Regions from separate parts of the Homo sapiens genome. Here all the other regions are linked to region 2. Evidence: chromatin loops called from intact Hi-C (ENCODE). Cell type or tissue: HCT116. All regions are shown on one strand.

Region 1 (5,000 bases), 700 kb after region 2:
TATATACTGGAGATCAGAAAAGACTAGAGTGAATAAAATGCTAATACTGATATTACAAATACTATTTTCTTAAAAATGGGTAAGACATGTTAACAATTTAGGCAAAGTATGAATAATTAAATGTTACTATCAGAATTTAAGCTTGGTATAATTATCCTAAATATACTAATATATAGTTCATTATGAAATTTTATGTTTATATAAACAAACATTTTATCAAAATTGAATAGAGATTTCAACGATCTAAATTAGAAAGGCCTGACAAATACAATTGTTACTTATATGTTTATATTCCTAAGTAATAGGAATTTAAAAAATTTGGAGGGAATAAAGTTTCCTCTTTGTTCCAGATGAATATTTTATAATACTGAACTTTACAGTTTTATAATAATTCCAAAAAATATAAAGTAAGCTTACACTCTGCCAGCTTCTGCTTCTTTTCTAAGTTACCATGCTCTGTCGCTGATATTGTGGCAGAAGGGATAGAAAGAAAAAAACAAAAGTAGAATTTATTTTTATTATAATGCCTTGTATTTTAATATGTACATGTATAAGGTATTATTAACATTACATGCATTATTGAGATTAATAAATTATGCTTAGGTTCTAAAAGGACAGTTGAAAAAAATGCCATAATTTGGATGTTTTCATTTCATAGAGATATTTCCTAAATTTGCAGTGAAAGGGCACAAAAGGTGGACCAATATCCTGAGCTTCCAATCTGATCAGATAGGAAAGAGAACTGCAACAGAGCCCAGAACAGAAGCTGCTTCAGTCTGTCATCAGAACCATGAAGTCAGCCTATTAACCACTAAGCTAAGCACACAGGCTGCTCACACAAGCCCACTTCAACGGAGACCAAAACAGGAAGTAACTCTAGCTAGAAAGACCTTTTGGCCCATCATAAAACTTCTGGGATTAGCAGGATTAATCAGATAAAGAAAATTGATCATTCACTCAGAAATGCCTATTTCAGATATCAGGTGAGGATCCAGGAGGCCAGCATCAGTAGGACCCATGCATTAACAATGCCCTCTACTGGGACACTGATAAATAAATGTGAATAGACTGCCCTATAATCAGCCTGATCAGCAGTAAAATGAAAATTTTCATGTCTTTCTACAGCATTTTCTCGATACTACTTTATTTTATATAGAACAGATAGATATCAACCTCAGCATTTTTCTAAAGAACTGAAGGGACTTTTCTTAAAATTCTAGAATTTATCTAAAGCTCATGAGAAGAGAGCTTTTAATGGTCAGTATTTCATGGTTTAGAATATTTAGTTAATAAAAATTAATTGCACAGAATAGGTACTTTACCTGGTGGATCTTTCTTGTCATAATACTGGTAGATCCCAATGTCTCTATCTATAGAAAGGAAGAAATAACATTAAATTATGATTTAAAAGTCCCAGAGAATAAGAAGCCAAGCCATACTATATTAGGGGAAGGATAGGGAGAAAAGCAGAAACAGTCTCCTTATGCTACTAGAAATAAAATGGCTCAAAAGCATCCGGAGATGAGTTCGTCTATTCTAGGGATATGCAGAAACTGGAAAGTTTATCAATCTAATGAGAAAAGATTTACACAAAACTAGAATGGCATGAGAAAAAGATTAGTAAAGAACTGAAATCAAGAAACACCAAGTTTTCTCTTTCACACATCCTCTGATATTTTTCACAGGGTTCTACCAAAAGGAACTGCCACTAAGCAATGCCAGATGAAATCAGTGGATGGAAGAAAATGCCCTGTTGGATTCTGAGCTGTGGTTTTCTTTTCTCCAATTTAGCTCAAGAGTCTAGTTCCTATTCTACGGCATTTGGGAGAAATCCACAGACGAGAAAGGGAAGATTAGAGGAACGTTTGGATACATTATTATCTGAAACTTGTTTAGACAGGGAAAACCCCTTCTAAACCTAAATTCGGACACTTTGCTGGGGCTACCTAAGAAGCAAAGCTGGGCTTCCCAGATGTCAAGATTCATTTAACCAAGGAATTATTCCAGTTTAAATATAAGAGAACAAAATAATTTTGTCCATTTTCTTCATATCTATGAATAATAAAATATTTCTTTCATTGAAGGAACATTTGTTTTCTTCAATGCAAAATAATTCTCAGTTACTAACATAAGGATAAAGAGTATACAACTGTTTCTAAAGAGGTGGAAGCAGTACAGGCTGCCCCCTAGTGACTGACTGCTCCAGACTTTCTCAAACTGAATGATAAAACTTCAAAAAAAAGTATTACTGCTATAATTAACTTTTCAAATATAGTCTTTCAAAATAGTCAATTGCGTGTACTTGTTAAAGCTCTATTTTATTCATCATGCCATTAGTAGAGGCATACAATTTTAAAGAATGCAGTTTATGTCTACTGGTTAGACTGAATATATCTAATAAGGATTTATTGCGAAAAATCATGAGTAGGACTTCTTGGATACTGATATTTTATTTGTTGTCCTGGATGGTGATTTTATGGGTGTTTTCATATTCTGATGGTTCACAACATAATCTTATGATCTTTACACTTTTCAGTACATATATTATACTTCAATAAAAAGGCTTTTTTAAAAAATCTAAGAACCACAGGCACTACATATGCAGACAATATCTCCATTAAAATATTCCACCCTATAATTATACTCATCATTCCATACATCCAAATATATATCATAACTCTAGAATAGAACTATGAAGATCATAAAGAATCCTGAATTATGTGCACAAGTCTGACCTACTGCATCTGGCCCAGAGTGGAAACTGTCAAAACACAAGCAGAATAAGGAGAGCATCCAGTTAAGAAAACCTGCCCTACAGTGGGTACCAGAGCTGGATGGGGAAGGTGTCCATTCAGAGAGTCAGCCTGACATGGTGTGTTAGAACTCCAGCAGGGTAAGAACACTCACATGAAGCAACAGCCTGGTGTAGGGTATTAGAGGCTAAACAAGGTAAGGAGGACATTTACATATGGGGGCAACCCAACATGGTATATCAAATCCCACATGGGGTGAGAAGGGTATCTATACAGGGAAGGAGTAGCCACAGAGATAGGGGATTGACTGCAAACAGGGTGACTGATAAGTCAATAAATAAAAAATAGGGGAGCTCCAGGTTTCCCACTGTCTGAGAAGAAAAATACAAATATGGAAAGGGAGAAAATTAGAATGAACCCTATGGTGGTAGATAGGAATGAGATGTACCAATGTAAACTCATGGTTTCAATATAGAGAGATAGATACAGAAATAAATATGGATGTAAATATGTGTGTATACATAGATACATACATTCTGCAAGCTCTGTCCACTGAGAGGGCCTGGGAGCAGCAATGTTCCAATAATGAGTGCACCTAAAGCAGAACTTGGCTTCTAGAACCCTTGCCCTCTAAAAGGAACAAAGCTCCTTAGAAGAGTGACTGATTCCTAGGCTAGGGAAAGGAAATTACAACATGAGTCTGGAACATTTGTTGTACCAGAAAGAATTAAAGTGCTCAGATTTTGACAGGGACATGTCAAAAAGACACAGAAGCCAGCTTGAAGAGGGTCCCTCTGGCCACATCAGGGACAATTTAAACATCAAAATACATAATGAAATAAAATAATGATATGACTATAACAACTCCATAAAGTGGAAAACTTGAGTCCACAGAGATAAAATAAATTGATCATATATAATAATATATTTAAAGCATGAGGAACAGGATATTTACATAATTTCAAGGTATTTCCCTATGAAATACTTACTAATCACAAAGAAGAAAGTAACTTTGCAGTGGAGAAGCCGAGCAGACACTATCTTATCAGGTAATCATGAATATCATCAGGAAAGGGACAAATTGAAATTATGCACCACCTGATAGGATGCATTGAAATGCATAACCTGAATCTAATTGTGAGGAAATTTCAAATATAACCAAATTTACAATCATCCTACACAATAACTCACCTAATATCTTCAAAAATATTAAGGTCATGAAAATGTAAAAAAAAAAAAAAAGGCGGAGGATGAAGAATAACCCAGAATGAAGGACACTAAAGAAACATAACAATGCAATATGTTACTGTGAACAAAAATCCTTTTCCTAAAAAAAGAACAATGATGGGACAATTGGTAAACTGGTCCATTTAGACTGAAGTACATCATTGTTAATTTCCTGATTTCAATGGCTTATACAGTAATGCAGGACAAAATCCTTTTTGTAGGACATATACATGAATGTATTTGGAGGTGATAAAGCATCAGGCTACAACTCTCAAACGGTTCAAGAAAAAAAATTCTCTGTACTGACAATTTTTCTATAAGTTTGTGATTATTTCAAACATTTAAAAAATAAACATCAAGCATAATGAGAGCACATTAACAGGGTTACTAATTTAGTCTAGATAGCAGGAAAGGCTTCTCTAAGTGACTTAATAAAGCCGAGCCCTAAAGAAGTAGGATTCATAAAAGGTTAAATAGAAGAATGTCCCAATAGAGAGAATGGGTAGGCCCTGCAAAAATGCAGTTGGGGTTGAAGACTATTCTCATGGGGCTACTGTGCACCACTGTGTGATTCTTCTCTAAAAACCATTCACTGACTCAGAATAGAAGGAACAGGGACAGAAAACTTGAGGACACATGGAGGGACAGGGAAGGAATTTGCTGGGCATGAACAGAGGACAAGGGGTAAAAGGGGATCAAGATGGAATAGCTCAGACTTCCAACCATGGGGTCCAAGCTGGGTAGGAAGATAAGTGAAGAAGACCCAATGGACTAGGAGAATGTCAAGTGATTAAAAGGTTGACCATCTCAAAGAAGCATAAAACCTAGTTATATGAGAATAAGGGAATAATATGAAAAATGGGCAATTATGATTAAAGAAGAAAACATTTCAATTAAAAATTTTGACCAGCAGTAAAATAAGTTCACTTTGGGATTTCTTTTTTCTATTTTCTGAGATTTCTTTTACACTTTTGAATTTTGAATTTTTTCTGCAACATATTTTTAATTTCCAAGAGACCT
Region 2 (5,000 bases):
ACTCTTACAAGTATTGTGGGATGTACTGTGGTATTTTCTGTTCTATCCTGATGTTTTAGAATGCTGTTTGCAAACCGCTTAATTGACTTTGCAACCCATTAAAATGAATTCACCATCCACTAATGGATCATAACCCACAGTTTAAAAAAGATATTTCTATAGAGAATGAATTGAAATGTGCAAAACTGAAGGACTTGAGATCAGATAGGCAACTGATTCAGTTATCCAAGTAACAGATGTCATGGGCGTGAACTGGGACAGTGGCCTTAGCAGGTGCAGACAGAGAAGAGGCGAAAAAGATTCAGAAGTGTGTAGAAGGTAGTGGAATCACTTCTTAGTGACTCATTTCAAGGGCTAAGGGAGGTCAGAGAGTGTAGGGTGACTTCCAGATTTCTAGTTTGAATGTTTAGATAATTTGCTCTTAGTCAGTATAGAGAACACAAAGGAAGAATTGGTAGGAGTGGGTTGTGGCGGGGGAAAGATATCCAGAAGGCAGTTGGATATATCAGTGATTTTTTTCCAAGTGAGATTCCTTTAAATTTTATTTTCTTTTTCTTATTAAAATATATATTTTAAGGCCCTGTATTCTCCTTCACCTTTCTTATACAACCTACTTTTTCTTACATTGGTTTCTAGTGTTTTTATGTGGATTGCCCTAAAATATTTTTAAACTTTCTGCTTATGCTGTAAACTACTGTAATACCATTCCAGTCTTTTCCAGGACATATATAACTCCTTGCCCAAATGAAACTTACGAAACTTTTTTTTTTCTTTCTGAACCACATCATCCTTTCCTCATCCATCAGAGGTAGTGATCTCATTTTTCTGACCTTTCTGCGTGTTGTTCCATTTTGTATTTCCAGCTTTGTGGGCATTAGTTGTCTACTGCATTCCCGTATGTAACCAACTAAACATTGTTATAAGCAGTGCAGCAATGCTTGCTGGAACTTGATAATTTTCTGCCACTTGTGATTCAGTTAAATAGATCAGATTATAGTCATATTAGGGTTTGGCTGGGCAGTTCTGGCTTTGAAATCTCTCATGCAGTTGTAGTCTGAGGTGGTTGGGGTAGAACATGAGGGGAGGAAGGACTGGAGCCCATGAGATGGACCCTGGCATTTCATGTGGTATCAAGGCCTCTCCATTTCCTCTCTTTCAGTGGGTTAGTGTGGATTTTTTTCAAGGCAGTTGGATTACTTTCATGGCAGCTAAAGACTTCAAGAATGACTATTCTAGCTCTCCCAGTGTAAGTTGCATCACCTTCTTGACCTAGCCTTGCCACATAGTGTTACTTCATCATTTTATGTTAGCTGTAAGCCAATCACAAACCTGCCGTGGTTCAAAGGGGAGGGGAATTAGACTCTACCTCTTGATTGGGAAGTGGTAAGGCTCTAGAAGAAAATGTGGGATGAGAAATATTTTTGTAGGCAATCTGCAATAGCTATGTAGAAAATATATCAATGTCATCATACAGATTTTTAGTTTTGCCTGGAGTTTGCTACTGTGTTCGTACTGCACCTTGAATCTTAAAGATTAAGTTAGCTTTTATGATTTAATTTTTCACATCTTGTTTAATTTCTGAACTTGGATAATTTGCTTTCTCCGCAGCAGAATTAAGTATATAGTTATGAAGATGCTTTAAGCCTATGTGTTAGGTTTCACTGGTACAGGACAGTTGCAGGCAGCAGCAGTTTGGCCAGCTCTGCAGAGTGGGCAATTTTGAATTGCATGTTATCTTGTGTGTTTTCTAAGAGCAGTTCTTGATTCCTGTCTTCAAAACTCTAAGGGACCCCTGTAGCCTGTTGAGTAGACTGCTGAAAGTTTTAAATAACTGAAAATACGTTCTCACTTTAACTGCTATGTTCCTTGTTAGACCGCAGGCATGGCTGTATGACATAAACCAAATATTACTGGCTGTATTTCATAGCCTTGCAAGTTTTCATTAGCAATAGGAAATGAATCTGACAAGACGCTGTCTTTCTTTAAGTATGTGCACTATTATTGCTTATTTTCAGAAATAAGCTCCTATCAGTATAGTCATGATTTTTGACTGATAAAGTTTAGTTCCCAGTTCTGCTGCCGTGCTTGAATTATACTTAATAAATATCATTTGATAATCTGCTGACATAAATACTAATTTTAACAATGGTTCTAAAGTTATATTTTATAAATATACTATGCAGGAAAAGAAATCCCTGAGGATAGAAAATACAAAACAACAATTAATATGGATACTCCTGTTGCCCCTCCTGCACCACCCCACACTGCACCGCTGCCCCCCCCCCCCACCCCCTTGCTCCATTAATGTGTTCTTTCATAGAGGCGTGGCAAGTTTGTCTATATTGAAGAAAGCCTATCTGGAATAGTCATTTAGTGTAATGCTGTTTAGAGTATTATAACCACTTGATGGCACCCTTTGATTTGGTACAAACCTCATTAGCCATAGCACAGTGCAGCATAGTAGTTGTAATGGAATAACACATAAGAACTAAAGACTGCAAGGTATCTGGTTAATGTAGAGATGAAATGAATGCAATAGCAAGGCTAAGCTTTCCTGACCCTTCATGAAAGAATAGATGAAAAAAGGAAGAATAAGCTATTGTGCCAAAGGGAGATGATGAAATTCAAGATCCACACACATAATCTCTGGCTCAGCCTCTGAAATGTTAATCCCTGGGTAGAATTATTTGAGCTATAGATTGCAATTTATCATCAAAATGGCACTGTGTCAAACAATACTTTTTATATGTGTGGTGTTTAGAACTATCCAATTTTAATATAAAATGGTTCACAGAGCACTGGCTAATATTTAAGTAGCAACTCTTTAAGGTTGTGATTTGGGGGAATGGAGTAGGATGGTTTCTTTACATCAAAATATGAATTGTGTTTTAGATAGAAGGCTTTGGGAGAATTTTTTTCTTTTTCTCAGTGACAGTTTATTTTTAATGCCAGGAAAAGGGATTTTTAAAGAATGCCTCTTTTAAATTAAGTGGTTTAGAATTGTTTTCTTTCATAGACAAATGATGTTTTTGTAATTATACAATAATTCTGTAATTTTTTCTAACATTGCTTAAAAATATGCTAGCTGATGAAATGTTATATATTTAAAGGTTTATGTGGTCTTTCCTATTCCAATATAAAATATTTGTATGTTTTCTCTTATTTAAATCACCCAACTTCTGCCCACTAGGGAGTGGAGTCATAATTCGTATGTGTTGTGATGTTTTTTCCCTTAAAACCAAATTCTTCCAATTAAAAGAACTAAACTTTGATAGTATAGGTGGAGGGGTGGGTATTGCATATGTCTATTAATCTGTCACTCTGAGTAATACTCATGTTATGGACTTTTCCTGTGTACCAAAAAAAAAACCCTGTTGTTATTTTCTAGAAAATTAGGAAACTTAAAATAACCCTGTTTCTGGAATCTAGAAGCTTGAAATTCCAGTTTAACTATATATTTTTCCTTTAAACTTTATCATACTAATTTATAAGAGGCTTTTTTTGCCTCCTTTCACTTAAGAAAAGCAATTATTTTCTGTTATTACTAAGAAATTATTTTACTTAATTTTGTTTTTATATTCTTCTTACCTGTTTCTGAAGGTTTGCCAATAAGCTTGATCTTTAACAGAAACCTATATTTAATTTACACCTAATAGATCATACCATTCCAGTACCTTCATTACTAATTGCAGATGTTGAAGGCATGCTGTGACCCTGTTAGATGTATTAGATGCTGTAGCACAAATCTATGAAACGCCACTCATCTGTGCATGAATAATTCTGTGTTACCATATTTTAGCTCTGGTGGGAAAAATATTTGATTTACTGGTGGTAGGGAACATGAGAGGAGTCACTGTGAAAAGCATATGTCCTGTGAAAATGTCTTGTCTTTGGCAGCTGTCTTCTTTTAGTGATCATGAAGAGTTAAACCTTAGATCCAGAGTCACACCTATGGAGACTAGAAGTTGTGCATGTTTGAGATATTGCTGGCCCTTTATAATACCCAGTCATCAAGAACAGATAGTATGGAGTAGTCTTTTGGCTGTTGCCATTAATAAGAGTGCTCTGTGAGACTGCATAGCCATTTCAAATTGTTTTTGGAGGCAAAGGGTTCAGAATGTACATTAGGAAGACACAAACACATATATATGTAGTAGAAAAAGACCTTGGAATTCCTAACTTGGTAAAATATTACAAAGTTGCTTCATCTATTTACGTAATTACATCTGCTGACGTTTTAATTTAAATGCCACCTAGAAAGTTGATAGAGTTAAGTTTAGCTGAGTGTTTTAAAAATGTGACTTTCTCAACTATGTAACACTTCTCCACCCACCCACCCACCAAAAGGCCTACTCCCTGCTTTCTGTTTCTGAGGACAGAATGTTATAAAGGACGGTTAGTGCCTCAAACGTGCACAACCTCTGATCTTCAGAGGTCTGGCTCTGGATTTAATTCTTAACTATTCATGATCACTTAAAGATGACAGCTGCCAAAGTCAAGATTTCAGTAACCTTTTAAGTAAGCTCCTGGTTCCACACGGAGTGCCAATGCATACATCTTCCAACCCACTGCACTGGCAGTCTCATACCCAATGCTGAATACAGTGTTCCAGCCTGGTGCCTTTCAGCACACACAAAACTGATCAATGTCCAATTTTATCCAACCACCCACACTAAATATGAAACCTCGTGATGCTGTCACAGATGCCTGCAGGGTAGCACTCCTGCAAATTTTAAAAAACATGAGATTGTTAAAACAACTAGGAAAAACCCCTTTCTGATGCCAGTTACCTAAAACTTACTTGTTTTTGAAGTAGCACCTTTAGTTTTCTATATGATGTCAGCGAATATAATTTGTTGAGAAAAATGTTTCTTACACATTGTTTTTCCACATCCTCCTAGTTTTATAGGCCTTATTAAATAGTTTCAGTGAGCCAGTCTTTGAAATAAAGCCCAGGTGAATATTTATATTTCCACTGTAGCAGCAGCATGCATTCTTGA
Region 3 (5,000 bases), 760 kb after region 2:
GATTATCCAAAATAAGTGACTGCATAGCAATATCTTGGACGGGGTTTGAATGAACTATATATTTAACAGAGCGTGTCAAATGTGAGGACTCCCATTCTTGAGACTATATGTATTACCTAAATGAAACTATTTGAAGCCTGAATACTGCATTCAATAATACAGGCCTGGGAAGGAAGCATTTTTTTTTTCTTCCTGAAGTGAATTTGATGCTTCTGAAAGACTGACAGATTTGGACGAGAAAGTATAGCTCTAAACTAAATTAAGTATTCACAGAACAAACACTGCAGCTGCAAGAGCAATTCAAATTTCCTATCACCAATGTTTCAATCCTCTTTTAAAAGAACGATTTCTGAGGTCAGAGGTTACTCCCATTTTCATGGCTATTCAGCCCCCTGGGTAATGTAGCTACCATGGGTACCATTAAATAGTGGCAATTGCGATAATGGTTATATCTGCAAAGCAGCAAGTAACTTTATAAAGGCTCCAACTATTACAAAAATAGTGATTTTACAATTCCACAAATTATTTCTGTAACATTTTGTCTAAAACTGGCTTGCATTACTCAAATACTAAATATGTATTTTTAAAATATTAATTACATGTTTCATTCCAAAAGTTTCAAAGGAAACTTAAAATAAATTTAAAATGAAAATATATATCATCAAACAAACCATGAGCAATGGCCCAGCCACCTGGACTTACAGTAATCCCAGGCAGTCTCTGACGCATATGTATGTCCATGAGTCTGTGCACATATACATCTGTTTCACAAACAGAAGGAAAACACCTCTTCCCTTCAAACCTCCTCTGCTAATTACTAGTAAAAAATCTAATTATTCTTATATATAAGGAAACTTGAACATATTCTGAAATAAATGTGTAATAATTTATTCATAAGCAATGAAACATTACCTCAAAATAAAAATATCAAATATTCAAAAGAAAAATACTAAAGGTGGTAGTTTTGAAGAGAAGTAGTAAAACATTATAGTGAAAGAATTTCATAAAACATAAATCTAGATTTCCAAAAATGCTGTGATTTTTGTACAGTTGTTTGTTAATGGAAAATAAGTTTTAAAAGAAAATCATTTATATCCTATATTGTTTCACTACATTAGTGAAGTACAAAAATCAGTTTTGTATGACTCTGCATCTGAGAGAGCATTATCTTATTCACAGAAAAATAACATATACGAATACACATATAGTTTGTGTAATTCTGTCAGTTATAATAGCCTACTGAAGTACTTAAATTGATCCTGATTTTCTGTGATGACCATTGAATGCTTTGAAATGATAAGACAGCCTTATTTTGTGCTTCAAAAATATTGAAAAATATTTAAATACAAATGTAACAGAAACATTATTCACAAAATCACGGGAAAACACAGATGGCTTTTCTTTTTAATTCCCAAAAAGTATTGTGTCTCAAATTGGAAAATAACTTAAAAGGAAAATAAAACCTCTCCAAATTAAGACTTAAGGCTTTAAATTATTATCCATATAATTTTTTTTTACTTTATTTCAACATATAAATAAAACAATAATAATTATTTTTCATTGCAGAAGCTGATTCTTTAATAATTTAATGACTTGAATATACATAGGAATGCAAGGGTTTTTTCAGTGAATAAAAGAAGACACATAGGCCAAAAGGAAAGCTACTTTTCAAGTTTTAACTGATCAACAATTACTCGATGAGATATAATATTACAGAAAATTACTCAAATCCTAGGGCATTTTAGAATAATTTGAAATAGTAGAAGGTAAGCCTCTTTAATTGTAGTCAGAGAGCAATTTAATATTTAAATTTTACAGAAAACCAAATTGGATCAGTTTTTTGTTGTCGTATTTTCTTTTATATTTTATGTACTTTATTTGTACTCTGGGGAGGGTGGTATGGTTAGCTGAGCTTAAAATGCAATACAAACAATATACCAATAGCTTGAGACTTCTAGTGTAAATCACAAGATAGGTCCCCATTTAAATCCCAGACCAAGTAATAGCAAAGCAAGATTCATTCATTCTATTTTAGTATTTTGATAATTCTTATTTCCAAAGAGTTTCTTCAAACTATAATTTTAATTTCATCCTGACACCTTTTTTCAAAAAATGCATACTTCATTATATGGTCCTTGCACAACTGCACCACCTAGTGTTTACTCAGTAATTCCACAAATTTAATAAAGTTCTCAGCATTTAAAACAAAACAAAAACCCCTACCATCACCACCATGATACCACCATACTACATCAACCATCTAAACTTTGTTATCTTCAACTTATAAAGTTTAACTTTGTTTGACTTATAAAAGACTTATAAACTATTAAGTTTGGGATATATTAAAATTTTGGATTTTAATTATAATCTATTTAAAATATTCTGAGTGTACACTGAAATACATATTTCAAATGTGTTCAAACTGATTCTCTATTATTTCAAAAAGACTCACTTTTAAAAATCTAGAATGTATTTCAATGTCAAAATTAATAGACAAAAATGAGAATGGTAGGTGGCCTACCATTTTCATGGGCAAAAGCGATAATGGTGTATATCTCCTCTTCTCTCTACTCCTTTGGCTTCCTGAGGACAACAGAGTAGTAGGCAGAGTAGGCTCTTTTGCCTGTTCTTCACTCAGAATCATATTTTAAAAGCTGTATATAAGGAAAGGTATGCTACTATTAGTTTCCTCAATAGTTATTAGATTTTTTAAAATTAATGTTCCTGTTACAGTGTTGAGCAATAACTTTTTTAAATGTGCATCTGTGAATGATAAATTACCATATTATATGAAATTTAAAATATTAACCTGAGACTTATTTAATAATGTACCTGATTATTACTAATCATTATTGCAGTTCTACATTTTAATCAGGCATAAGTGATAAACTATTCATGTGAATTACTAGAATCAACATTGACTTTACATAGTTAAAACTAAGAATTCATAAAGTAAGCTGGAGGGAGAAAAAGAGGAATTCAGGCAAAACAGAAAGGTACTCTAAGGCCTTTCCAAAGACTTTATGATCCATTATCTACACTTGGGAGAGCCAATCCTATTCCTTTTCTAGCAGCAGGGTGCCACGGCCATGGATTACAGAATTCCCTGGCTGGTAAGTATACCAGTTCTCCAACTTGCCAACCTCCAGTGTTGAAAGCCAGGAGAGAGCCAAATACAATTTGGCTTAGAGTAGTAGTCCTAAGTGTTAAAGTGTGTGAGTAGAATGTGTGTGTGTGTGTGCACGTGTATGTGTGTGTATGTGTGTGTGTGTGAGAGAGAGAGAGAGACAGAGAGAGAGAGGAGGGAGAGAAAGAGAAAGAAAAAAAGAGACAGATGAATGAAAATGGAGGGCTTCAATCCAAATTGAAAACTAGTCCAGGCTTCCCATTTAAACTGCAAAGGTATGCAATCAAATCTTCTTTGGATAGTGTCTATTACCCTCTGTTCTCCAGCATCAGGCTTCTATAATGATGCATTTTCTTATCCACCCTGTGATAATCTACCCGAACATTTTATTTTTCACCTTCTTTCTAGTCGAGGTATGATTTATATAATTTGTTCCTCTAAAGCAGGGTATAAAAAAAACAATCCAAGTGATTTTCTTGGTGCCATGATGTCAAGTAGAACTCAGATCCACCTAGAAACATTCAAGTGTTCATGGACCACAGTGTATTCTCTAGAGGCTGAAGGTACACAAGAATATGACACACCTCCTTGGCAAAAAACGGTGCAATGGTCTACAAAGGGCTCTTCCAGCCCCTCTCGTTTCTTCTGAACGAGGCGCTCAGATTTAAAAAAAAAAAAAAAAAAGTACTGTGAAATGTGCCTGTGGATTGAAGGCTTTTCCTGACTCACATAAAACTTACCAAAACCTTTATCTTTGCTAGACTGATGCAGGGTCTTGCTCCCATGATCCTAGAGACCAACTGTAACAATACAGTCTCCTAAGATCTGACAGCCATACCTCTCAGGATCCTAAGTCTAACCCAGCACACCAAGGAACTATACCTACAAAAATATTGTGGGATACTATATTCACTGAAGCAGAAAAATGAGAGCCACGCTTGGGAGGGCCTTAGCCTGTAATTAGCTCCTCTGATCAGCAAAATGGAGAAATGGGGTAACACTCATTACTGTTCCGCCTAAAGAATAAAATGAAGTGAAAATGGTAAAAGGAGATATTTTATGCATGACGTATGTGGAAATAGATAACTCAGAGCCTTTAATATGAACTCAGAGCAAAACAGTAATGTAGTTTTTAAATTCAAGAGGAAAGAAGACAGAGTCCAGGCCTGCTCAAGGTAGGGGATCTAATAGACAATCCAATTCTAACAACAAGTTTGAATTCTCAACATAAAAGGGAAAGAAAAGTAAACTCACCCAATCTTTCCTACTCTAGAGAACTCCAACTAAAATTGCCTTGGCACTGAAAGGAGGCCAGGGGATTCTGTACCTGAGACACCATAGCCTGAAGCAAGCCACTGCATACAGTTACAGTCCAAATTATCTTGACTGGTGTATTCAAAACATTTTAAATCTTGACTTAGCCCAAACTGGTGCCAGGCTTGTAAGTGACCTCAAATGCACAGCATAAGCAAACAAAGTTCCTCTTGGAAGAATAATTACAAGATCATTCCAGAGCCCAAAGCCTTATTTAATTTTTCAAATTTAAAAAATGACACAATAAAACAAGGTATCATGAAAAAGAACCAGTAAAGGTATTAGAAAGCAGAAACAAACTCAAAAACTTAATATATTGGAATCAGGCACAGAAAATAAATAACTATATTTATATCTAAAGACATAAAAAACAGGGTTGGAAATACTGCAGAAAACAGAAAACTATTTTTTTAAAAAAAAGACAAAAGATTTCTGAGAAGGTAAATAAACTAGAAATGAAAAATATAATACTTGAAATTAGAAACTCAATAGAAAGAATTAATTCCAGATTAGAGAGCTGGGAAACATGAAAGAGTGAGCTAGTTTAAAAGACAGTTTA
Region 4 (5,000 bases), 400 kb after region 2:
GAAAGTCAGTGCAGACTGGCTTTAGATCACAGTGCCATCCCTGTCCACAAATCTTGCCACTTGGGGAAAACCATGGCTCTCTAGCAAATCTCCTCCCTCTCTGGTTCCACAAAGGGGGAAAGCCCAATTTCAGAACCCATGGCTTGAATGCACTCCACAACCACCACTCAGTTCTGGATGTGGGGGCCCTTCCCCACCTCCAGTCCCAGCACTCCATTCTCCAGCCCAAGAATCTCTAATGCCCATGGCTACTGTTGCCAGGTTACTGAATCCTGCCCAGTTTGTTGTGAGCCAAGATTGAGAAGAGCATCCTCCTGTTAGATCCCAGGTCTGAGAAAAATACTGGAGCATTTCCCAGCATTTTTCTTTCTCAGTCTCCTGGCCTCTCGCCATGTTAGCCCCAGGGCTTAGAAGGGCCGAGGTAGTTTCCCATGGCCTGGGTGGCATGGTTTCTCAGAGGAAAGGTAGATCACAGAGGTACACAATTTGCTCCTCTACCATATCGGGGACTTCACTCACAGTTCTCAGCCAGATGCTGCTACTCAGGGTGCCTTCTCACCTTTTATTTTCCAGGATTTGAATTTCTGTGCTCCTTCTTGAATAAAAGAGCACTATATGACTGTGCACTGTTTTGTGTGTGTGTGTGTTTTTTTTTTTTTTTGCTTCCAAATAGGTGAAGCATGCTAAAAGAGTCTCTGATCTGCCGCCTTGGGGGAAAAAAAAGAGAAGTCCTTTATTTCTTTATTGATCTTATCTTATATCTGGTGGTCCTATCCATTATTGAAAGTGGGCTATTGAAATCTCCTACTATTACTGTGTTGATATGTATTTATCCCTTCAATTCTGTCAATGTTTGCTTCACATATTTAAGAGCTCTGATATTTAGTGCATAAATATTTATAATTACTATATCATCCTGGTGAATTGACCCTTTAATCATTATATAGTATCCTTCTTAGTCTCTTGTGACAGTTTTTGACTTAAAGTCTATTCTGCCTCATATTAGTATAGATATCCCTGCTGTCTTTTGGTTATTGTCTGCATAGCATATCTTTTTTCATCCTTCAAGTTCAGCCTTTATGTGGTGTTAGATCTAAAGTGCTTCTATGCAGCATATCACTGGATCCTATTTTTATTTTTTTTATCCATTTAGCCAATATGTCTTTTGGCTGAGGGGTTTAATTGCCTCACTTTAAAGTAATTACCGATATGGAAGGATTTTCTGTTGCCATTTTGTTACCTGTTTCCTGTATATCTTGTGGCTTTTTGGACCCTCATTCTTCTGTTACTGTCTGTCTTTGACTCCCTTCTTTGTCCTTTTGTGTGCATTGTATGGATATTTTGTGGTTACCACTGCAATTGCAGAAAGTATCTTAAAGTTATAACAAATCTATTTTAGGCTAATAACTTAATTTCAATTGCATACACAAATTCTCCTTTACAGCTGCCATTTCCCCCCTTATGTTATTGTCATAAATTACCTGTTATATATATTGTGTACCAATTAACATAGATTTATAATTGTGTGTGTCTGTGATTTACTCATTTAGACTTGTATATACAAGAATTAAAAGTGGATTTATGCACTAGAATTACAATATAGGATTCTATATTTATTTAAATGTTTATCATTAGTGGAGAACTTTATAATTTCATATTACTATGTTGGTGCCTACCATCCTTTGTTTAATTTGAGGAACTCTCCTTAGTATTTATTGTCTAGTAACATTGACTAAACAGCTTTTGTTTATCTGGAAAGGTCTTCATTTCTTCTTCATTTCTGAAGGACAGTTTTGCTGGATACAGTATTCTTAGTTGATTTTTTTTTCTTTTAGCACTTTAATCATCCCATTTCTTTTTAGCCTTCAAGGTTTCTATTGAGAAATCTGCTGATAACCTTAGTTGGCTCACTTGTACGTGATGAGTTGTTTTTCTCTGGCTGGTTTCAAGATTCTTCCTTTGACTCATAACAGTTTGATTATAATGTGTCTTGGTATGGGTCTCTTCAGGTTTATCATAGTTGGAGTTCATTGAGTTTTGAGTTTGTAGGTCCATTTCTTTTATCAGCCTTGGGAAGTCTGTAGCCACTGTTTGTTCAAATAAGCTCTTTGTCCCTTTCTCTTTCTTTCCTCCTTTTGAGACTCCTATACTACATATATTATTCTGCTCAGGTTCTGTTAATTTATCTTCATTTTTTTTCTTTTTTCTCCTCAGTCTCAATAATTCCAAATGTGCTAACTTCAAGAACACTGATTCTTCTGCTTGCTTAAGTCTGCCATTGAACCCCTCTAGTGAATTATTTAGTTCACTTATATTTTTCAGGTCCACAGTTTATTTTTGTTTTTTTTTCAAGAGACAGGGTCTTGCTATGTTGCCCAGGCTAGTCTTGAACTCCTGAGCTCAAGCAATCCTCCCTTCTCAGCCTCCCAAAGTGCTAGGATCAGAGGCTTGAGCCATCATGCCTGGCTTTATAATTTTTTGAAAATAGTTTCTCTTTGTTGATATTCTTATTTTGTTCATGCATTGTCTTCCTGATTTCTGTGCAGTTCTGTGTTCTCTTGTAGGTCTTGATCATCTTTATGAGAGTTATTATAAATTCTTTTTTAGGAAGCTTACAGATCTGCATTTCTTTAAGGCAAATTTCTGGAGCTTAATTTTGTTCCTTTGGTCAGGCCATGGTCCCGTTTCTTTGTATGCCTTGTCGTCTTTTGTTGGGATTTGAGCATTTGAAGAAACAGCCACCTTTCTCAATCTTTATGAACTACTTTTACTTAGGGGAAAACTGTGACCAGTCAGGCTGGCTAGAGGTTCTAAGACCTCTCAGATTTTTCCTGGGGATGCGTTTTCTTTGGGGTTGTATGTTTACTTTTAGTGTATCTGGGTGCTTCTGACTGTCTTCTTTCCTGTGTCTTCGCGGGAGCCGTTTCTGTTGTAGTCCTCTGCCCTTAATCTCTTGCTCCCCCTAGAGCCTGCCTGCAGAACCGCAGAGTCTCTCCTGTCTAACATGCTAAGGCATTAACCTCTGTTTTCAGTGGCCTCTAATCTTGTACCCAAACTATGCAAACTGTCATTCTCATCAGTTCCCTGAGCAAAGCACTGCAACCCACAAACAAGTTAGCATGCTGGACTTAAGTTTCACTCTATTTCTTCTGTTCCAAGGGAGGTGTCAGGCAAGCAAAATGCAATGAACTCTCTTACCCTCTCAGGCACCATCCATTCTCTTGTTTTTGCACTTGCCTGAGTCCTGTAGTCCATTAACTAATTTCTAGATTTATCACAAAGCTATTTTTATGTATATGTTACAGGTGATTTGTCTCCATAGAAAAATGAGGGCCTGGAGCTTCCTAATCTGCCATCTTGCTAATGTCACTTATGTATATTATTTCCACAGTGTGTATATAGATCTACATAGATATATATATTTGAAAACTGCAGCAGGTGAGGACTAAATGCTTTTTCCTTGACAGACAAAACATTGTACTTATTCTCACCTTGAGTCCTTTTCCCAATCCTTACTGTTATTGAATTTCTTTTTATATTCCATTAGAAGATACATATAGCATATGGACTGTCTCCTCCCAAAACTTTCTGTAATACATTCTGCTTGGATATGCTAGTACTATTTTAAGGATGAAAAGTGTAGTAGGTCCTTCTATTAACATACTTATTTTCCAGAATATCACTACATGGATCAATTGTACTCTTTGCTATTCAGTAAGATAAAATGAAAATGTATCTCTACCAGTAAATGGAGTTCTTAGATGGTTTCATTTTCAAATGTGAAAATTAGGTTTCATTGTTCATTCTTAAAAGCAAACATTTATTGAAGGTCTATTTTGTGCAGATATCTTTACTGATTGGGGGATATAAAGATGAAGCAGACATAATCCCATCCTTAATGAGCTTACAGTGTGATAACAGGGTGGGGAGAGGGGGCAGAAAAAAATAAACAAATAGTGACAACATAGAAGTAGAGAAGAGGCCGGGTGCTGTGGCTCACGCCCATAATCCCAGCAGTTTGGGAGGCTGAGGCGGGCGGATTGCTTGAGCCAAGCAGTTCAAGACCAGCTTGGGCAACATGGCAAAACCCCATCTCTTAAAAAAAAGAAATACAAAAACTAGCCAAGCATGGTGGCAGACACATGTACTCCCAGCTACTTGGGAGGCTGAATGGGAGGAGCACCTGACCTGGGGAGGTTGAGGGCTGCAGTGAGCCGTGATCATGCCACTGCACTCCAGCCTGGGTGACAGGGTGAGACCTTGTCTCAAAAAAAAAAAAAAAAAAAGTAGAGGAGAAAAGTTTTTAGAAGATGCTAAAGGACATATTTTGGGTCCTTTATATTTGTAAATATGTTTAAATTGTGTTTTCCTCAATATAAAATGAAAGTAAGATCCATAGTGGCAGCAACTTAATATGGTTATAACTTTTAGAAAGGACACCAAGAGTTAGAAAAAAAATTTATATTAACTATTTTAAATCTGATAGTCTTAGATTACAGCTATAATATGTGATTATATTTTTGAAATATAATACTGAGTGTACTCAATTCCAGGAAAGGTTCTAGATGTGACTAGTACTTTGGTACCACCTACTAAACAAAGCTTAATGTCTTAAACTAATGAACTACAAAGAAGCAGAATTTTGGTGGGGGTGGGGTACAGGATGGGATAGGGAGTGATTATAGCCTGAATGACCTATTACTTTATAATCACCTTTGTGTTCAGTTTATGGAAAGGTTAAGTGTTTGGTCTGAAAGATCCTGAATTGGGTAAATTTGAATTATTGCTCGGAAGCATGAATTACCTAGAATTTTGCTTTGTCTTCCTAGAACACAGATTTTAGACTGGGAGTCCATGTGCCAAATTCAGTTTATAGATGTTTGATCTACAGTATTTAACAACTATTTTGAATTATTTACCAACACTTAAAAATTGGGACATTTAGGGCTGGGCATGGTGGCTCACGCCTGTAATCCCAGCACTTTGGGAGGCTGAGGCAG
Region 5 (5,000 bases), 240 kb after region 2:
TTATTGTGTTGTTTTTCAACCCTTAGGTTATATGTAAAAAGTAACTTTAATGAATGTTTTGTGAACGCCATAATTTTCACAGATAGATTAATAACTAGGAGGAAGCCTTAGGAATTGTGCTAGTCCCTTTATCTGAATTCCTACACTTATTATATGAGTGTTAGGCACTTACAGAAGCAAACTGAACTTAGACATTGTATTTTGAGAAATCTATTTTAGGACATCAGGTAAGAGTCAACTTTGCAAATGCATTTATCCTCCTCTGTTTCATCCTGACTTCATCCCCTAAGAAGATTAACCAACATTTCATAATTTGTTTTGACAGAGAATGACATCAGAGATGGATAAGTATGTATGCGTTGGCCCCTGAGTCCCGAACCAAAATCAAGGTACTTTATAGAAGGGTGCAAGCTCTGTTCCGACACCTTTCTCCCAGTTTCCCCAAATGGAAACTTTTTTTTTTTTTAAAACGGAGTCTCACACTGTCGCCCGGGCTAGAGTGTAGTGGCTCGATATCTGCTCACTACAACCTCCGCCTCCCAGGTTCAAGCAATTATCCTGCCTCAGCCTTCTGAGTAGTTGGGATTACAGGCACCTGCCACCACGCACAGCTAATTTTTTGTATTTTTAGTAGAGACGGGGTTTCACTATGTTGGCCAGGCTGCTCTCAAACTCCTGACTTCGTTATCCGCCCACCTCGGCCTCCCAAAGTGCTGGCATTACAGGAGTGAGCCACCGCGCCCGGCATTCGAAACATTTTTACTTAAAAATACGGATGCTAATGTATAGAAACAACTGGATGCATTACTGACCCTTGTTAGGTCCTTCATCTTGGAGACAGAGCTGTCCAACTGAATAGTCGTGAACCTTACTTTCATTGTTATGCAGGCTTACAAAGTTGTGTTTTCACATCATTGGCCATTCTATTGTGGAGACATTGCCAGTTCCTCCTCTCCTCCTTCCTCCTTCCTCTTTCCTCCTTCCTCCTCCTCCTCCTCTTTCTTCTTTTTCTTTTTGACAGAATCTCACTCTGTCGCACAGGCTGGAGTGCAATGGCGCAATCTCAGCTCACTGCAACCTCCACCTCCCAGGTTCAAGTGATTCTCTTGCCTCAGCCTCCCGAGTAGCTGGGACTACAGACATGCACCACCACACTCAGGTTATTTTTGTATTTTTAGTAGAGATGGGGTTTCACCATGTTGGCCAGGCTGATCTCGAACTCCTGACCTCAGGTGATCCGCCTGCCTCCGCCTCCCAAAGTGCTGGGATCACAGACATGAGCCACCGCACCTGGCCAACATTGCCAGTTCTTCCAGTGGATGGTAGATTATTAAGTCTTTCTTTTAGTTACTCATTATGTTTTTAACACTTTTCATAGGCCTGTAGGTGGTTTGCATAAGAAAACTGAACTTATATAGTCATTGTATCTGTTCCCTATCCGCACTTGTCACTTCTGAGCTGAAATGTGAAAAGTATTCATGCACTCAAAGGAGCTATCTCATCAGAAAAAGTTTACAGTGTAAGTTAAAGAAAACCTGTTGAGTTGATACCTATTTTTTTTAAAAACATTAGAGGCCGGGCACAGTGGCTCACGCCTGTAATCCTAGCATTTTGGGAGGCTGAGGCAGGCAGATCACCTGAGGTCAGGAATTCGAGACCAGCCTGGCCAATATGTCAGAACCCTATCTCTACTAAATATTCAATAATTAGCTGGGCGTGGTGGTGTGCACCTGTAATCCTAGCCACAGAAGAGGCTGAGGCAAGAGAATCGCTGGAACCCTGGGCAGTGAAGGTTGCAGTGAGCCGAGATGACACCACTGCACTCCAGCCTGGACAACATAGCAAGACTCTGTATCAAATAAAAATAGTAATAAATCAGATATTTTTAGATGCTTAATATTACTAATTAATGTTTGTAATGTTTGCTTAATAGTTTGGTTTTCTTTAACCGTTTTTTGTTTTGTTTTAATGGAATTTGGAGGAATTTTTTAGAGAAACAAAGATTAATCAAAATAGTGTGATTATTTTTACAGCTGTGTAGCTTTACAGGATCAGATTTGATACAAATATATATACATAAACGGTTATTTTCCTAAGGAAAGACAGTGGACTTTACCTGTAAAAATGAAAGTATGTAAGTTAGTTTTATCCTCTGTGTTTAAACTAGTGACATTGATACATGAATTCACAGTATACAGAGTTGCAAACATCTGGCTTGTCAGTGTCCCTTGTACTTACTGACTGGTTGTAGACTGCTCTTCTACTCTTTACCCACCCCAAAGCCAACCAATCCCATGCCCCCAGTGCCAGTTCACTCTGAATTAATAGCACCACTTGGTGGCCAAAACTAGGAATTGTGTCAAGCACTAACGTTTCTTCCCTACTAGCATGTTGTCCTCCACATTAGACACTTCTGAACTGGAACCTGACAGATCTCTTCATGGCTATATCTGTTGTGCTTTTGAAGGATCTAGCTCCATAAGGAAAGTTAAAGATACAAGTCAAGGAAGACATTTAGATTGATATAATTGTTTATTTTAAAAATGAGTTTATTACAAATTTTAGTGCTTTAAAAAATTAGAGATAGTTTTATATTTCAGGTATAAAAATTTTCTAGAGAATTGAATTTTTAAAAGTCATAAATATTTTATTTTCTTATGAGAATAAAATTAGAGGGAGCCAATGCAAGGTCTGGTGGTTCATACCTGTAATCCAAGCACTTTGGGAGGCCAAAGTGGGAGGATCAGCCAGGCGCGGTGGCTCACACCTGTAATCCCAACACTTTGGGAGGCCAAGGTGGGCGGATCATGAGGTCAGGAGTTCGAGACCAGCCTGGCCAACATGGTGAAACCCCATCTCTACTAAAAACACAAAAATTAGCCAGGCGTGGTGGCAGGTGCCTGTAATCCCAGCTACTTGGGAGGCTGAGGCACGAGAATCACTTGAACTCGGGAGGTGGAGATTGCAGTGAGCCAAGACTGCACAATTGCACTGCCGCCTGGATGACAAGAGCGAGACTCCGTCTCAAAAAGAACAAAAAACAAAACAAAAAAGATGGGAAGATTACTTGCGCCTAGGTGTTCAAGACCAGCTGGGCAACACAGCAATACCCTGTCTCTACAAATAACTTAAAATGAGCTCAGCATGGTGGCATGTGTTTGTGGTCCCAGCTACTCAGGAGCCTGAGGCAGGAGGATTGCCTGAACCCAGGAGGTCAAGGCTATAGTGAGCTGTGATGATGCCACTGTATTCCTGCCTTGGCAACACAGCAAGACCCTGTCTCAAAAAAAAAAAAAAAAAAAAAATTAGATGGAGTCAAAATTTAACACTTTTAAGACCATTTGTTTTTACTCAAATGCTTATTTTGAATCAAAGTTATACTGAACATTGCTATTCAAAAGTAGAATACTGGTTGGGCATGGTGGTTCACACCTGTAATCCCAGTGCTTTGGAAGGCTGAGGTAGGAGGATTGCTTGAGCCCAGCCTGGGCAACAGAGTGAAACCCCATGTCTACAAAAAAATTAAAATTAGCCAGACATGGTGGTGTGCACCTGTAGTCTCAGCTACTCAGGAGGCTGAGGCAGGAGGATTGCTTGACCCCAGGAGTTCAAGGTTACAGTGAGCTATGATTGCTCTCCCGAATTCTAGCCTGGGCAACAGAGCGAGATCCACTCTGGGAAAAAAAAAAAAGTAGAATGCCATTCTAGAAAAAAGTACTAAACATTCATAAAGCCAACAAAGTTTGGTTTTAGATAATGGAATTTCATTAAAAGATTAGTTTCCATCATTTATAGATGATAAAAATGTTTTCTTTAAAATCATCCTACAAAATTATTAGTGTAGATTAGGTAGATATTTTGCTAAGCTCTGAAATACGTAATTTGATTTGATGGCGACAAGTATGGGAAATGAAAATGAAGTACTGTGTCAACAGGTGTATTGTGAGGACTAAACAGATTTTAGACAGGGTTTTGATCTGTCACCCAGGCTGGATTGCTTTGATGCAGTCATAGCTCGCTGCAGCCTCCATCTGTTGGGCTCGGGCAATCCTCCCGCCTCAGGCTCTGAGTGGCTGGTACTGCAGGTGCACACCACCACACCCAGCTAACTAACTTTTTTGATTTTTAGTAGAGACAAAGCCTTGCTATATTCAGGCTGGTCTTGAACTCCTGAGCTTAAATGATCCTGTCACTTCGGCCATCCAAAGTGCTAGGATTATAGGCGTGAGGCTCTGGCCCTTTTTAAATGGGCTGTAGCTTTGGAGAGAAGGGAAAGGACATTACAACACAAGGACATAAAGCTAACTGCTTGAGATTGACGCATAAGATTTATGCCAGAATCTGAGGTGAACTATTGGGGTACCATGATATTCTTCACTCTATGGGGTATTTTAAAATTTATATCATGATAAAAGGGGCAACTGAACATATCCTGGGGATTAAGTTGAGAAGAAATATGAAAGTAACTTAATCCTTGGGAATTTTAGAGATTCTGGGAGTCACACATTAGATTTTCTCTAGACTTCTAACTGAACAAAATGGCAATTAGCACAAGGATTTTGGAATACACTTAACAGAACATGTGTAACCTTGGAAAGGGGAATGTCTAATGGAGGGTTTGCAATTGAGTAGCTGCTTTAAGAAAAGAAAAATGGGTAATGCGTAGTTGATGGGTTTGGGTGCATTGAGGGGATTTAAAAAGGCCGAATGATGTTAGGATGCATTTTGGTTGATTGGTGCAGTAAAATGAATACATAAAGACATTAGAAATATACTCAATGAAACTAACAACTTCAGACTTGCACTGAGTTGCCCAACATATTTACTTCTGTGGATAGTCCTTTCTAATGCTTGCATAGGCAGTCAGAAAAACTCTGACACTCTGCTGGGAGGAATCACCATGCCTTGCTCTATCAATAATTCTAGGAATCAAGAGAGGATACCGAAGTTTGAGTAATGAATATGGCTCTCTACCTTGTGTGTGTGTGTGTGTGTGTGTG

The links. Peaks named below come from ENCODE experiments on the same cell type or tissue, not always from the same donor. Only the 100,000 strongest peaks of a DNase experiment are listed, where the experiment ranks them.
Region 1: a loop joins it to region 2, with 5 times the contacts of the local background. A loop is called at or near these places in 33 of 110 quality-filtered maps.
Region 3: a loop joins it to region 2, with 11 times the contacts of the local background. A loop is called at or near these places in 12 of 110 quality-filtered maps.
Region 4: it touches region 2 in a loop (9-fold over the local background); 13 of 110 quality-filtered maps call a loop at or near these places.
Region 5: a loop joins it to region 2, with 16 times the contacts of the local background. A loop is called at or near these places in 20 of 110 quality-filtered maps.

What each region holds. Positions count from the first base shown.
Region 1 is chr2:63,486,125-63,491,124 of GRCh38, forward strand. WDPCP (WD repeat containing planar cell polarity effector) reads right to left here. Exons shown (of 18, transcript NM_015910.7): 3 at 1,323-1,370; 4 at 418-462. Among named protein-coding and RNA genes, the nearest start is that of WDPCP, 100 kb to the right of the region's middle. In HCT116, CTCF peaks have their summits at 1,044 (motif pointing left) and 2,197 (motif pointing left); a DNase peak (open chromatin) is centred at 2,177.
Region 2 is chr2:62,785,120-62,790,119 of GRCh38, forward strand. The region is part of intron 5 of EHBP1 (EH domain binding protein 1); the gene reads left to right. Among named protein-coding and RNA genes, the nearest start is that of EHBP1, 82 kb to the left of the region's middle. RefSeq lists an enhancer at 174-243. In HCT116, a CTCF peak has its summit at 2,411 (motif pointing right); a DNase peak (open chromatin) is centred at 2,412; H3K27ac peaks cover 3,329 bases.
Region 3 is chr2:63,542,065-63,547,064 of GRCh38, forward strand. All of the region lies in intron 1 of WDPCP (WD repeat containing planar cell polarity effector), which reads right to left. Among named protein-coding and RNA genes, the nearest start is that of WDPCP, 44 kb to the right of the region's middle. In HCT116, a CTCF peak has its summit at 2,171 (motif pointing left); no DNase peak of the experiment used is centred here.
Region 4 is chr2:63,186,166-63,191,165 of GRCh38, forward strand. All of the region lies in intron 14 of WDPCP (WD repeat containing planar cell polarity effector), which reads right to left. Among named protein-coding and RNA genes, the nearest start is that of OTX1, 140 kb to the left of the region's middle. In HCT116, a CTCF peak has its summit at 2,974 (motif pointing left); a DNase peak (open chromatin) is centred at 2,976.
Region 5 is chr2:63,021,319-63,026,318 of GRCh38, forward strand. All of the region lies in intron 19 of EHBP1 (EH domain binding protein 1), which reads left to right. Among named protein-coding and RNA genes, the nearest start is that of EHBP1-AS1, 25 kb to the right of the region's middle. RefSeq lists an enhancer at 2,345-2,414. In HCT116, a CTCF peak has its summit at 2,337 (motif pointing left); a DNase peak (open chromatin) is centred at 2,313.